Linked DNA regions of Mus musculus: region 1 is linked to region 2. The links are chromatin loops, found by intact Hi-C in ENCODE. Cell type or tissue: heart. All regions are shown on one strand.

What was found. Hi-C counts contacts between places; a loop is a spot of excess contacts. Peaks named below come from ENCODE experiments on the same cell type or tissue, not always from the same donor. Only the 100,000 strongest peaks of a DNase experiment are listed, where the experiment ranks them.
Region 1: a loop joins it to region 2, with 2.2 times the contacts of the local background. A loop is called at or near these places in 3 of 42 quality-filtered maps.

The regions. Positions count from the first base shown.
Region 1 is chr3:135,644,234-135,646,733 of GRCm38, forward strand. All of the region lies in intron 6 of Nfkb1 (nuclear factor of kappa light polypeptide gene enhancer in B cells 1, p105), which reads right to left. Among named protein-coding and RNA genes, the nearest start is that of Gm46827, 37 kb to the left of the region's middle. In heart, a CTCF peak has its summit at 947 (motif pointing left); no DNase peak of the experiment used is centred here.
Region 2 is chr3:135,692,167-135,694,666 of GRCm38, forward strand. No RefSeq gene overlaps it. Among named protein-coding and RNA genes, the nearest start is that of Nfkb1, 1.9 kb to the left of the region's middle. In heart, a CTCF peak has its summit at 1,066; a DNase peak (open chromatin) is centred at 1,035; H3K4me3 peaks cover 510 bases; H3K27ac peaks cover 1,612 bases.

The DNA.
Region 1 (2,500 bases), 48 kb before region 2:
ACATTGAAAAACACATCATTAAACATATAAGAAGCAAATGGCACAATAAAGAGTCAAAATAAAGCTATGATAAAAAAAAATTCAGCATCCAGGGAGGCTCATGAGTAAAAGCATTGTTATATATGCCTATCACAGCAACTTGAGTTTGAGACCCTGGGACCCAGGTAAAAAGCCCTATTAGGTGATGCACATCTATAATCCCAACACCCCATAGAGAGATGGGAGGCAGAGACAGGAGAACCAGCTGGGAGCTCCAGGGCCATCAAGTCTGGAGGATGCATCACAGTGGGGAACAAGAGAGACAGGCAGAAAGTGAGAACTGACCTTAGAAAGCTGCGTCTGACCTCCACATGCATAGAGTAACATTTATGAAAGGAAAATGTTTATAGGAATGACCATGGTCAGTGGATAGTCTCATATCCATTAGTACATAGGCAGAAAGAAAGGAATGAATGAATTAAGGAAGGAAGGAAGGAAGGGAGGAAGGAAGGAAGGGAGGGAGGAAGGAAGGAAGAAACTGAGAGGAGGTAGGAGGTAGACCTCAGAAGAGCTAAAAAGAACAGTGGGAAGTGAATATGGTGAAAATCTAGTTTATGACTCTTCAAAGAATAAACACACTACATTAAGAAAGGGTTAGACACAGTGGCACATGCATTTAATCTCAGCACTTGGGAGGCAGAGGCAGGCCAACCTCTGTGAGTCCCATTCCAGACTTGTCTATACAGTGGGTTCCTGGCCAGCTAGGGGGCTTCATGGTAAAACCTAGTTTCAACAAAACAAAACAAAACAAAACAGTCACAGATTATAATTTTAAAATGGTATCTCTGGGCTGGAGAAATGGCTCTGTGGTTAAAAACACTTTCTGCTCTTCTAGCAAATCCCCATGGCTGCTCAAAACCAACTGCAACGCCAGTTTCAGGGATTCCAACGCCCTCTTCTGGCCCCCGTGGGCACTGCATACATATGGTGCACATACATACATGTATGCAAAAACACTCAGACACATAAAATAAAAATGAATAAGTATTTTTAAAAAGCTATCTCAATAACAAAACATCCCAAAGTGACAAAGACCCCAGGATAAGGGAGAAGTTACTATCATGCAGGGTTACTAAGGTTGGCCTGTGATAGAAGACAGATGGAGCTTAGAGAAGACAGCATGCCCCAAGCAGCCATGGAAAGCACACAGCCTTTACAGAGTAGATGGGTAGGAAATTCAACATCAGAACTCTTCCCTGGAGCAGACATTGCTCTTTCAACACTAATTCAATTAGTACTCCCAACAACACTATGAGACATGGAGTTGTTCTTATGCTAGTTGGATAGGGGCACAGAGAAGGTGGTCAGTTAGCTCAAGGTTACACAGTTACTCAGGGGACAGAGCTGGACTTGAATCTGGATTTGCCAGCTCTGGAGTTTGCTGTTAATCTGAGCAAATTTCAGACTCAGTAAGTGAAAAAAGTAAGCAGCAGATGGTTCATAGATTAGTAGACTACATCCGTGCTCACAAGCGCTACACTAATGCTTACTTACACGAGGAAGCGTGAGTGGAAGTGTGCCAGCAGGTATAAACACACATGGTAAACACACGGCAGGCACGGTTGGGAGTGCACTTGAGAAGCCCCTAACAGCTCTCCTCTCCAGGGAACAAAGGAATCTTGGACAGAAGGGGACTTACTACCTATAACTTTGTGTTTCTTGAAATTTTATTAAATGCAAGTGATATCTGTAAATAAACAAAAAACTTTTTGGTTTATTTTAAAAACAAAAGTTTCATATATTAGGAGTAGCATGGAACAGTCATTCTCAAGAGAGGAACCCGGGTTTACCAACTGTTAGGAATGAGAGTTCAGAAACTGTAGGCTGGTCACGGGATGGACGAATGAGCTAATCCTTGTGATCTTGGAGCATCCGCGTGTCACTAGCGCATAGCTCTTTGCTCAGTGAATCCTAACCTCAGTTCATTCCCCATGTTCCTAGTCAGTGACTAATCCCACTTGTAGAACCAGCGGCAGAGTATGCGACTGACGGACACAGGGCTCAACCCTATCCCCTGTCTCACTGCTGCAGGGGCAGGCAGTGGAACAACTCAGAGTACCAAAGGCCTAGGAACTGCCAGTTGGGTGTCTCATAAGCTTTGATGTCAGCTTTGGGAATGCAGGTCTTCTCACAGTGAGCCTGCTGCTGCTGAGTGGCCTCTAAGGTAGAAGTCGAGATGCTAAAAAGCCCAATGGGAGTTTTTCTACGGATTTGGCAAATTTGTTTGTTTGTTTGGGTTTCTTTTTTCTACTTCTTCCCTTAGAATTTTCAGTTTTTAAAATAAATAAATGTCTATTTTGCTTAAACCTTTTTAGTTTCTTTAAGTGTTATTTTGCAATTGGACAGTTAAAATAGGTTTAGAAACTAAGGCAGAAAAGCCAGTTTCAACCCAGAATAGATTGGTGCTATGTCTAAGAGCTACACTACAGTGTACAGCCAGGTCTGGGATGTGGCTGTCCTG
Region 2 (2,500 bases):
TTTTAGAGTTCGGGGGTCTCACTACTGAGTTCAAGTGGAAATACAACTTTGAAAGGCCAGGGATCAATCAGGTAGTGAGCATGCAGTTTTATTTTGGTACTTAACCCTCCGCTCAGCGTTCCACTTATGAAGTTATAAAAAACCCTCTCAGTGGGATGTTGTTGAGGGAAACACAGGTGCCCCCCCCCACACTGTATATTAGAGAGTCTTTAAGTGACCTTAAAGAGCCCTGTAATCAACCTTAAAGCTATATCATTAAATTGTAGAGACCGTTTTGCCATCTAGAGTTCAGAGGCTTCCTATAGATGGAAGACAACGATGGTTGTTATTATTTATGGGACATTAGAAATTGTAACCTACGGGCCTGGGAAATGACTCAACAGAGTGGTCGTTGGGATCTTTAGCATTCCTGCAGGTGGGGGTATCTGTAACCTCAGCGGACAGTTGGACCTGGAACTCATTGGATAACTAACAAAGCCAAGCGCTGAGTGACAGAAAGTGACAAACACAGACCTCTGTGAGAGAGAGTGGGGGTGGGGGGGACAGAGGGAGGGGGAGGGGGAGAGGGCAAGAACTGTGTCCTTGTTACTATTTAGCACATTGCTATATAGTATATAAAATGATTCTTTTCCCTGATGATATAAATACAAAGCCTGAAAGCTCTGGTGAAACAACAAAGTATAAAGTGTTTGTCTTTCCTCTGAGGACTAGGTGGGATGGGGAAAACTCTACAGTCTGCAAGGTGGGGCAGTCCCATTGTCAAAGGCACATAAATAAGACTGTTACAAAGGTAGAGGCAATGGGATATACTACTAGAACACAAGTTGAAGACTGTTCATCAGCAAGAAGTATCTAGTTAAACTTCAAGCTCCAAATGATCCCATGGGATATACCTAAAACAGAAGCCTGTGTGGGAAGCAGGTAGACTAGGCTCCTATGTCTGTGGCAACAGAAACCAATGTCAGGGATTTGTTCCTTCACAGTCCTTGCTGCAAGAGGTCTGACATTCAGATGTGGTTGCCAAGGCCACACTCCACAGAAATCCTTTGCCTGGCCCCTGCCTCTGGTGGCTGCGGCAATGCCTGCCCTCTTAGGCTTGGCTGCAGCATTTCAGTCGTGCTTCATTATCGTGTCAACCCCTTCCCTGTGCTTCCTCTCATCTGGATCCAAAGAGACCTGCCTTTCTTTTATTTAAAAGATTTATTTTAAATTCTCTCTCTCACTCTGTGTGTGTGTGTGTGTGTGTGTGTGTGTGTGTGTGTGTGTGTGTGTGTCTGAGTGTTACAGGTGCCTGTGCTACACAGGCACCTGTGTCTAAGCGTTGCAGGTACCTGTGTAGCACAGATCTCTGTGTGGCGCAGTTGTCTGTGTGGCACAGGTGTCTGTGTGGTAAAGGTGTCTGTGTGGCGCAGGTGTCTGTGTGGTAAAGGTGTCTGTGTGGCACAGGTGTCTGTGTGGCACAGGTGTCTGTGTGGCACAGGTGTCTGTGTGGTGAAGGTGTCTGTATGGTGCAGGTGTCTGTGTGGCACAGGTATCTGTATGGTGAAGATGTCTGTGTGGTGCAGGTGTCTGTGTGGTGCAGGTGTCTATGTGGCGCAGGTGTCTATGTGGCACAGGTTTCTATGTGGCACAGGTTTCTATGTGGCACAGGTGTCTGTGTGGCACAGGTGTCTATGTGGCACAGGTTTCTATGTGGCACAGGTGTCTGTGTGGCACAGGTGTCTGTGTGGCACAGGTGTCTATGTGGCACAGGTGTCTGTGTGGCACAGGTATCTGTGTGATCCAGACAAATCATCAGCTCACCTGGAGCTAGCATTGCAGGTGGGTGTGAGACACCCAGCATGGGTGCTGGTAACCCAGTGTGAGTCCTCAAGCAAAAGTAATAGGTCTTCTTACCTTCTGAGCCATCCCAGCCCATACTCTTGTCTCTTGTTAAGAAACTAGCCATTCTGACCACCTCTTAGCTCAGGGAGGTCTGCAAAGGCTCATTTCTGAATGCAATAGTGTCCATAGGCATCATTGGTTAGAACATGAGGGCTGCAGTCCACTGCCATGGAACAACCAAACCAGTTACATCCTTCTGGTACCCCTGCTTTAATATTCAAAAGTTTTCTGTTTTCAACCCCTGCTTTCAGGGGGGTATTTCTAAGAATTTCATCCACTCTAAGGTGTCAAATAGTATTTGTCATAATCAGGCAACAAAGAAAACATGCTTATACGTGGAAATTCCATCACCAATACTGTGAAGGCAGATTGAACTTGTTGCTAAAGTATGTGAAATCAGACGCACTTCCCTTATCATGAAACTCCGCATTGGTAACAGTGTGGAGAGTGAGATCAGAGGTTGAAATCCATATAGTGCATAAATGGGAAGAAGTTATACAGTTTGAAGAGGAGTCACAAACTAGACCGTACTCTGAGCACTGAAAGCGCTAAAACGCATGCTGAAAAGGAGACAGGAGTGTTCTATTTTATTCCTAGAAAGAATACAACTTGGTTT